Linked DNA regions of Homo sapiens: region 1 is linked to region 2. Evidence: chromatin contacts called from ENCODE Hi-C or POLR2A ChIA-PET data. All regions are on one chromosome and are shown on one strand. Each heading gives the region's core, a stretch centred on a gene start or an enhancer-like site at or near the end of the contact. The rest is flanking DNA. Distances are from core to core; before and after follow the strand shown. Region 1 overlaps SP100 (SP100 nuclear antigen). Region 2 overlaps SP110 (SP110 nuclear body protein).

Region 1 (4,987 bases), core at 251-2,750, 300 kb before region 2:
TGTGTGTGTGTGTGTGTGTGTGTGTGTGTGTGTATTTAACATTTACCTCCCCCGAAAATTTAAGACCTCCCCTCCAACTTAAGTTACTTTCATGTGACCAAATTGCACAGTTTATTAATGGCAGAGTCAAGGCCACAATTTACTGTCCAACCTTCAAAAGGGTAAGAAATAAAGTACTTAGAGGATTAAGCTGTAATATAAGCCAGCCAACGTAATGTTCAGGTGAGAACGTTAGTAATAACATATGCATGGAGACCTGGGCAGAGGAAGTCATGATGAATTTCTGGGCACTGAGAAATTCTGCTAAAGCTTGGTGTTAGTGAAGCATGACAGCTAAATCCTTGGTTTCAGCCATCTGTCACTAGAATACCTCCATCAGGACTTTCAGGGTATATCCACCGCAGCGTATACTTAGCTTCCAGTTCTTGGATGCTCCGCGGTCTCCTTCAATTTCAAATTCCCTGGGAGTGAACCACTTTTTATCCTCACTCTGTATACACTTCTTTGAGGTTCCTGTAAGACCAAGGCAAAGTGAGCTCCCCAACTGTGAAAACACCTGAACTTGGCCTCCCCCCATGCTGGGGTCTGGGGCCACCCACTTTGGGCTTAGGATCGTAGCAGTAAAGTCTGAATTTTCCTGTCAGATATCAGGGGCTTCATACCCAGCCTGAAGGAACAGAGATGAAGGGTTCTCTCTGTCATGTGTGTACATTTCTTTGACCATCATGCAATGAGAAGAAATATTACTACCAACATTTACCTTTTCAACGTATTTTGCTATATTCCAAAGGTGGGGGTGGGTGCAAAGAATGGCCCTAAAGAATGAGCAGAATTCTTCCTCCTCCCTTCTCTGAGACCTGATATAGAGTCAGCCTGAATTTCAGAGAGGTGGATGAAGGCATAAAGCCCTCTACCATGCTCTTGGGTCCCCAAGTGGCCATGTGGAAGCTGTTACTACAGCCACATCTGCCTTGTCTTGTACCATGTTGTACATGTGGTACAATCAATTATGTTTCATATTTTGAACTCATGGCTATTTTATATTAAAAGTAATTATGGAAATGTTATATAGTGGGAGAAGTTAAATTATGCTTATGCAACATAGTCATGGGGCAAACATTTATATTTGTTGGTGCTCAAAGAACTATGTTGTGGGGAGGTGTCAACCATGACAGATGAACATTAGTTCTGTAATTTAACAATTGTAACTTGCAAAGTATTTTATGTCTGTTTTTTTATTTTTTTCTCATAATAATACAGTGAGGCAAGTTATATTATTGTTCTGATTTTGTAGAGAAGGAAGTTCAAGGTTAGAGAGACCGAGCACCTGGCTGTAGATGAATCAGACACTCTTGGTATAGCTGAAACTTGAATGCAGGTCTTCTGATTCTAAACCCTGTGATCTTACCATTTAGCAGAAGGCTAAACAGATGTTATGGGAAATGGGGCGTGAAAGTTACTGCTGAGATTCTCAGATGTGTACATTTTCCACCCAAGTACTGAGGTGCTTGCCCTTGTAGTGGGTGCTAGTTGGATGTCTTGTGGGCCTTTCACATAGGGTAAGAGGAGATGGCCTCATAGGTTAATGTTTTATGAATTTTGAAAGTGTGAAAATGTCATTGTTGTGCAAAACAGAGTTAACAGAGTGGGCCTGAGACTTTCCTTAGAGGGCCTATATGCAAGGTTGGCCATTGTCCATATGCAAGTTTGGCCACTGGCATTTAGGAATTTGGATTTTAGGAGAGTTCTATCATTCCCAGAACTCACTGTGGGCTAAACTGTTCATAATAAACAATGTGGATAAACATATTGTTTATCCATAAAGATAAAGCCCTTTAGAGATAAATCCCTCTTATTTATGGTTATAAACAAATGCAATTTATTTATATTCTCTTACAAGAATAAATTTGAGATAGCCTATCCAAAGAAATCTTGTTAAAATGTTGTGTAATCTGGGAACTACCGATCCTGATGTATTATTTTCAGACATATGTAAATAAATTGCATTTATCTATAACCATAAATGAAGAAGAGGGCTCACTGTGCCTAAACTGTTTGCGCAAATGATATGGTTTATGCTGAACACCCGCTTTCCTTCTGGGAATCTGGAATTTTGGTATGTGCTAGGCAGAGGGCACCTATGTGACTGGTAAAAACCCTGGACTCCTAAACTCAGGCTGGTTTCCCTGGTAGACAACATTTTACATGTGTTGTCACAATTTGTTGCTGCAGTAATTAAATGAGTCCTGCATGACTCCACTGGGAGAGGACTCCTGGAAGCTTGCTTTTGGTTGTCTCTGAATTTCACCCCATGTGCATTTTCCCTATGGTATGTTTTGCATGCTTCTCTCATAAACCCTAGCTGTAAATGTGATGATGTCCCAAGTCCTAGGAAAGCTCCTAGCAAATCTTCAAGCCTGGGGCTGGTTTTGCAGAACCTCAAAGGCAAGTGTCTACTCCTAAACAGTATGCTATCTGTGTGGATATTTTCCAGCTGAAAATCGTAGATGGACCAGTAAACTCACCTTGTTTGAATCGCTCCTTATATAGAGTGCCCTTCACCTCACCACAGGTCACAGGAAGTTCAGATTGTTTAAAATTAATATTTTCATCTTTGGGAATTCTTGGACCTGCAAGGAAGCATTTTTTTTTCCATTCCATCTACTTTTACAACTGTGCATTGTCCCTCCCCACCTGTCTTGAGAGCTTTCTTTTATAATTCAAAATGTATTGGAGGTATTTCCCCCATGAATCAGTTACATTTCAAAGTCCTTCTTTCATGGCACATTAGATAGCTGTAGATACTGTTGTCCTCCATTCCACCCTCTAAAATATGACACAACATCCTGGCATGTGGTAGGATCTCAACTTTCAAGCTGGTTGGTCATATCCACCTATCACACAATGATTTTCCTCCTGATGTTTTGAAGGGAGATTTCCACTCATATTGCTTTGATGTTGTGTTAAAACAAACTCTCAAATTTTAGCCTCATCTCCCCATTCCAGGCATTGACTGAGGGGACAGAGGGCAGGATGGCAGAGTGGCACCTAATGGGGCACCTTTCGGGGTGGCATCTGTCTCCCTCTTTGCCAACTGCTTTGCTTCACTTTTTCACTTGAGCTTTCTCCGACGCTAAAAGGGAAGCTTGGTGTGGGGGGTTCTAGAAGAAACTGCACATTGAGAGAGGAGGGATAAAGAGAGATTGACGAAGCATTCAGATATACAGTTAGATAGAAGAAATAAAACCTGGTGTTTTCAATAGATCAATAGGGTGATTATAGTTAACATGAATTGATTATACATCTCAAAATAGCTAAAAGAGAATAATCTGAATGTTCCTGGCATCAAAAAAGGTAAATATTTAAAGTGATGGATATCCCAATAACTCTGATTTGATTATACGAAAGTATCAAATTGTCACATGTACCCCCAAGTATTTCTATCTATTACGTATTAATCAATCAATCAACAAAAAAGAACGTGCACATTGCTCAGGGAACCCTGCATGAGGGGTTGACTGGGACACTGGGGATCTGATTCCACTGAAGCAGGTATTGAGGGTCTTAAAATGAACTGCTGGTCAACGTTAAGGCTCCAGTACTAGCTCCATATGCCAATTAAGAAAACTGACTTGTTACTCACAGTACAGAATATTAAATATTAAATGTTTAATTATGAAAAACATATCGATCACTTCTATTTACCTCTTTTTCTTCTTCTTTTCAAAGGTCTAGTGTTGGCTTTTCTTCCTGAGAAAGTTGAAAAACAACATAAATGTCTCTTTACATTGCAAATAGTAGTGTTTTACAAAACCACCATTCAAATGCAACTTTTCAGGATCCTGTCTAGAACTTAAAGAAAAATATCAGGAGTCGGGAACTTTTTTTGTAAAGGGACAGATAGTAAGTAGTTAAGGTTTTTCAGTTCATAACCTCTGTTGTGACTACTCAACTCTGTAGTTGTGTCATGAATTCATCAAAGGATGCGACGGTGACTGTGTTCCAGTAAAACTTTATTTACAGTCAGCAGGATAGATTTGCCCTGTAGGTCATACTTTGCTGACCTCTGATCTAGACTCGGTTACAGCCACGATGCTTAACTGAGATGTATCCTATATTTCTCTATTAACGTCTCCAAATCATTCCAGATAAATTTGAAACAGTATTTTACCTGCTTCCCAAGCAACAGGAGGAGAGCAAGAATGAAGTTGAACACGTATTCAGTGCTTGTTGTATGCCAGGAGCTATCCTTAGATCTTTGCCTCTATTAACCGACTTCATCTTTACAACAAAATCTATTAAATAGGCACTAGTACTATCCTCACTTTACAGATGAGGAAACTGATGCTCAGAGATAAATATATAAATTAAAGTGTTGACAATTTTCTTTGGGAAAGAGTCAGAGATAAAAAGTAGAAACATAAGGTCTCAAGACAGACCTCATGGTAGACTCTACCAGTCAGATATGTAAACTTGGAAGGTTTTGTACTGAAAATGGTGAGGAAAATGACCAAGGACTTAAAAACTAACCCAATGAAGGCTATTCAAGAGGAACTTGTAGAAATTAAGGCACAAGGCCTAAGAGTTGTATGGTTAAAGATAGCACAAAGGATTGACTTAAAAGATATCTCAGGGCTGGGCCCGGTGGCTCAAGCCTGTAATCCCAACACTTTGGGAGGCCAAGGTGGATGGAGTTCTGAGGCTGAGGTCAGGAGTTCAAAACCAGCCTAGCCAACATGGTGAAACTCCGTCTCTACTAAAAATTAAAAAAAAAAAAAAAAAAGCTGGGTGTGGTGGTATGTGCCTGTAATCCCAGCTACTCGGGAGGCTGAGGCAGGAGAATTGCTTGAATCCGGGAGGCGGAGATTGCAGCGAGCCAAGATCACGCCACTGTACTCTAGCTTGGGCAGCAGAGCGAGACTCCATCTCAAAAAAGAAACAAATCTTGGAAGCATGTATCTATGTGTTGATCGGTGTGTCCAAATAA
Region 2 (5,125 bases), core at 1,823-4,322:
CCTAGTTCTTCTCTTGCACCCATCTACCCAAACACAACCCTTTTCAAGAGGGATTATGAGCACTGCCGGGGGGTGGGTAAGACCTAGAGTCCAGAACACCTGCTTCCCACTCCCGGGACATTCCAACCCTCTGCCCTTGTGCCTTGATGCTCTATCTGCCCCAGGCACTTTTAACATTCACTCTTCTCCCTGACATCCAGTCCCTGCAATCTGTAATAATTTCCTTTCCTCCTTCAGTGACCAATGACAAGTTAACATCCAAAATGAATGCGGAAGAAGACTCAGAAGAGATGCCCAGCCTCCTCACTAGCACTGTGCAAGGTAACACTGACTGGGGCTGATACCGCTTAGCTCAAGGTGACTGTGAAGGGAGAACATGCGTCTGCCAACCAAGAGGCTATGGTGGGAACCCTGGGAAAAAGAACTGAGCAATACAAAGGAAAAGAAACAGAAGGGGCCAATTCACCAACGCAGCAATGCAAAACAAACCAACAACCAAAACACCATTCTGAATTGACAAGTAACCTGCGTAACACTCACACTAGTGACCCTTAGCTGATTCCTCACCCCCACCTGATTATGGGGGCCTTAGAGTTTCAACATTCTTCATTTTTATATGGTTTGGATTCTAAGAACAATGTTATCAAAATTACTAGAAAAGATGATAAAATGTTTAAAGGTCTGCTAGACCTAATATTTAGCTTCTCAAATTGTATCACTTGTCCTCCCCAAACCATCATCATAATGGAGTTTGATTACATTAAACGTAAGAATGGTATGATATTGGGCATTGTCAAAAATGATACCATGGATTCTGAGCTCTCCAGTACTGAGAAGAGGGGTCCTCTTCGATCCAAATAATATTGCATCCACTCCTCTAATACCTACCATCCAAAAAGGTTAACATAATCAGGAAGCTAACAGCAATGGAAGAACAAGTGGCTAATTGAGAGTGAATGGTTGCTTACTTTCCCACTCTATGCCATCCTTTCCCAGGCCTTGGTTGCTGTTACCCCGTCATTTTTACTTGTTGGAATAGAGCATTCTCTTTTCTCCTCATTCTGGTCCCTGCTTGCTGTTCCTGAGATCTAAAACTTTTTCTTCCTCCATTCAGTGGCCAGTGACAACCTGATCCCCCAAATAAGAGATAAAGAAGACCCTCAAGAGATGCCCCACTCTCCCTTGGGCTCTATGCCAGGTAATCTTGGTTTGGTCAACCTAAAAGCTTGCCTTTGTTTCTGTGTTTACTAAGAGGAAAAGCCATTCGGATCTTCTAGAGAGGGGGCTCTCCTCCTGCCTCTCAGCAATCTTGGCCCAGCTTCCAGTTCACCCAGCACTTGGGAGCTTGAACAGGCAGGAGACCCGACCTCTGAATGGATACAGAGTCCCTGGGGGAGGGCAAAGGAGGCAAGTCTGGAAAAGGTAGACTTGGATAGGGCCACGGATGATGATGGACAGAGCCCCACCAGTGCCTGTAGGTTTGGACTCCAAATGCCACAAAGCGCCTGAAAGGGAAACATTCACCTGCCACAAAGGGTTGTGGCAGGAACCCCAGGGGAAAGCAAGGGAACTGAGTCAGGCTGGACTGTTTGACAGAGCCACTCTTCTGAGGCCACTTCAATAAAGTAGTGCTCAAAACGGCTCTGTCAAAATGCAAAGCAAATGAACAAAAACACTGTGTGGCCCTAATAGTGAATTGCTGCAGCAGACATGGATGGTCCTCCTTCCAAGCCCCCACCTGACTGTGGGGAATTTTCACTTTCAACCCTGGTCATTTCTATATCACTTGGAGTTTAAGAGTTGATATTATGAATATAACTTGAAAGGTAATAAATTATTCCAAAGATCTAATGACTGCTTGCCACCTGCCTCAGTCACCTATTCCTAAGCAGGCCAGCATTTGAGACCAATCTCAATGCAGTGTGTAAAGAAAAAGGTGACAGCTTCATGTGAGATGAGCCTTTATTTGTTATGGCTTCAAGTTCTCTGTCTTTCTTTGTGCAGCAAAAACTAGCAGAGCTTTATATGTCTTTGCTGTTAACAGGTGCTAGCAAGCACAGGCTAGCTCCTGCTTTCTTCAAACAATCCTTATATACAGAAATATATAAGGCATTTAGCCTTCTCCACTATTTCTCCAAGTAAAATAACCACAGATAGAGCAGTTAAAGAATATCCACACATAGACGTCAAAGCAATAAGATGTATTTTTCATACAGCAAAGACATTCCCCTTCATCATGGACATCAGATTTCAATATCACCACTTTCCGCTCTCAGCTTCATTCCTTGAGCAGGGGCTGCTGGGAGCAGAAACCATGTGACTATAGTCATGATACCCAGCACAGTTTATTCCTGCAATTTCCATTCATTGCACCTTCTTCACTCACTTCTCTTCCATCCATAAGATAATCTCTCTAAAAGGATCAGACTGAGCCTCTGCTGTGGGGCAGTTGTGCCCTAGTTCCCTGTGATGGTCGCACAGGTAACAATAACCACAAGTTGGCAAAAATCAAGACAGAGCCAGGGAATTCTTAGGGCAAGCAGATTCCCGGCCCTGGGCTGCATGTACTTTCTACTTTTCTAGTTCTTGCATTGACTTCCCTCAGCACTTTCTCTTCACTGGATCTGAGCTCTGAAATGACTTATATTTCTTTTGTCAGAGATAAGAGATAATTCTCCAGAACCAAATGACCCAGAAGAGCCCCAGGAGGTGTCCAGCACACCTTCAGACAAGAAAGGTAAGAAAAGCCTTTCTTCTGTAGAGGTCAGAAGGGTGAATTCAGAGTTGCTTTCTGTTTTTCTGACTGTATCTTGTCAAGAGCACCACTATGTGACCACAGTCCTGATGCCACACACAGTTCGTTTCTGCAGTTTCCATTTGCTGCATCTTCCAAAAAGGCCTTTATGAAAATTATCAGGAAACCAGAAGGCATTTGGGGGTATTGAAATATGCCATTGGAATTGCCTGTTCTGAAAAAATCAATCTCCTATATTCACAACTTCTTAGAGTGTTAATTGCACTTCCCTCTTTAACTGAAAGTTGGTTCCCCAGAGAGGAACCCACTTCCTCTTAAGACATGGCTAGGCATTCTCTGCCATCCATCACTCACACCTCATGGTGAGAGACAGGTTAGATGTCTGTCCTTTGCTGCCTACTGGCCCCATCCAGCCCCTTCCTCCCTGATCCTCTCCTTTGAGTCTTAACCATTCAATTAAAATGTTCACTCACTCATCATCAATATCATCCAATAATTTCCCCAATAATCCTTTCAAAAGCTGCTTTTCTGTCATTTCAAGTCCCAGCATCATCCTAGATGCCTTCAGGGTACACACGGATAACAGACAACTCTGTTATCCAATACTCTGGCCCCTCAAATCCTTCATCTTCTCATTTTCCATGACTTTTTCCTCCACCAATTCTTGGCCTCCCATACCCAAAGGCAAGCTATAGACCCTATCGTCATTCAAACCTGGCTCGATTTCCCAACAGTTAATTTCAGAATTCCTTTTTTGATACCTGTCCTTGAGCTTTTCTCCTTTTATAGCTATCATTCAACCTCTGATCACTCTTTCCCAGCCCAATCCTAACAAAAGAAAAAGAATCAAAAATATATTTTTCTGTGCTTATTTATTTGTTGTTTCCTCTGAAGTTGTCCTTCAACCTCATTTGGATCACCAGTCCACTGGCCTTTCCTCCTTCCAAGCCATCATCTGCTTTTCTTTGCTTCCCAGCTTTTTAACATTGACACTAACTCACAGTCCAAGATTCATCATTTCAGTAATCTATTGCCATTATCTTAAACCTGCCTTTCCTCTCTGCCTTTTCCTAGAACTCTCTGGCAAGTCTTGGAAGACCCTACTTACCTACTTCCTGTACACTGCATCTGAAAGCCAGCAGTGCTGGAGAGAGTTCCACAGCAGGGCAGAGTGCACTCACTGGTCTTCATGGTTCCAGCACAAATCATCTCTCCTTACTGTGTGACAATGCTACTTCCTGCAATAATCCTTTCAAACCTCAAGCCCTATTTTTCAAACCTCTGACCCCCTCACCTCCTGCTTTTTGCTCAATCAGTGACTTTCCCTCCTGCACCATAAGGAGATATCAGATGAGAATCCCCTTATTTGTGCTGCTAGTCCTACAAACCCTAACTACATCTGTCTCCCTCCTCTCCGAGTTCCCTCCTTCTCTTCTAAGACAATCCTTCTGCCTCATCTTATAGTATCCATGATCCCTTCTCTCTCAAGTATTCATTAAAGCAGTATGTCTCACACAAGAATCTGCATTACATGTATCACAGCTCATTAAAAAATGCTTTTTCTTGATTCTCATCTCACTTCAACTACTTCCATATCTCTCTCCTTCATTTCACAACCAAACTTCTAGAAATGAGCTACCTAAACTCCCTGTCTCTATTTCTTCGTTTCTCCTTTTCCTCTGTCATTTTAGAGTCCTTCTTCCCCTATTACTCCCTGAAGTACCATCACCTAAGGTCACCAATGAACTTCTAGCAATGTGGTTTGAAGACCAAAAGTAAAAGCTGAATATCATTGACATACAAGATTGGGAGATCAATGTTTGTAACTATAAAACATTATCCTTTCTTTTTAGGAAAGAAAAGAAAAAGATGTATCTGGTCAACTCCAAAAAGGAGACATAAGAAAAAAAGCCTCCCAGGAGGTAAGATGAGAGTACAAGAGGAAGCTGGAGGCTGGAAACAGCTCATGCAGGGCTTGTAGGTCAAGCTGTGGAGGGTTGAATTTTATTCTAAATGCAATGGGAAGCCATTGAAGAGATTTAGTCAGTGAAGTGACACAATGTAAGCTCAATTTTGCTACGGTGTAAAGAATGAGTTGGAGCTGGGAAAGAATGGAGGCAGGGCAGCCATTTTGGGGCAGATGCCATGAGAGTTCTTGGTGGCTTGGATTCAGATCTGACAGTGGAGATGCAGAGAAGAGTGCCAATTCAAGATCAGTTTTGCAGGTATTGTTGACAGGATTTGACATATTATTAGCTACAGATGAGAAAGAGAAAAATCAAGGCCCACTCTTCAATTTCTGGCTTGAACAAGTAAGTGGTAATGCCCATTGCTGAGGGAAGATGCAAATATATTGGGGGATAACTCTTA

What was found. A loop is a pair of places that touch in the nucleus more often than their neighbours do. ChIA-PET counts read pairs that join two places held with the same protein, here RNA polymerase II (POLR2A). Pooled maps may share reads with other maps.
Region 1: a map with no recorded cell type shows a loop between it and region 2 (2.2-fold over the local background). The contact joins two enhancer-like sites. A Hi-C loop is called at or near these places in 2 of 37 single-sample maps with no recorded cell type and 2 of 50 pooled maps. POLR2A ChIA-PET finds 5 or more read pairs at or near these places in 1 of 52 experiments (T-cell).

Annotation. Positions count from the first base shown.
Region 1 is chr2:230,501,829-230,506,815 of GRCh38, reverse strand. It overlaps SP100 (SP100 nuclear antigen), which reads right to left. Exons shown (of 29, transcript NM_001080391.2): 20 at 3,706-3,750; 21 at 2,526-2,630; 22 at 371-513. All of the region lies in intron 2 of LOC101928816 (a long non-coding RNA gene), which reads left to right. Among named protein-coding and RNA genes, the nearest start is that of SP100, 88 kb to the right of the region's middle. RefSeq lists an enhancer at 1,529-1,698. Within about 2 kb of position 1,500, at least 2 of the 41 ENCODE cell types and tissues checked have a DNase peak (open chromatin) inside an H3K27ac peak, as active enhancers do.
Region 2 is chr2:230,207,543-230,212,667 of GRCh38, reverse strand. It overlaps SP110 (SP110 nuclear body protein), which reads left to right. Exons shown (of 19, transcript NM_080424.4): 5 at 238-321; 6 at 1,115-1,198; 7 at 2,660-2,737; 8 at 4,609-4,677. It also overlaps a transcript of SP140 not described here. Among named protein-coding and RNA genes, the nearest start is that of SP110, 9.9 kb to the left of the region's middle. Within about 2 kb of position 3,072, at least 2 of the 41 ENCODE cell types and tissues checked have a DNase peak (open chromatin) inside an H3K27ac peak, as active enhancers do.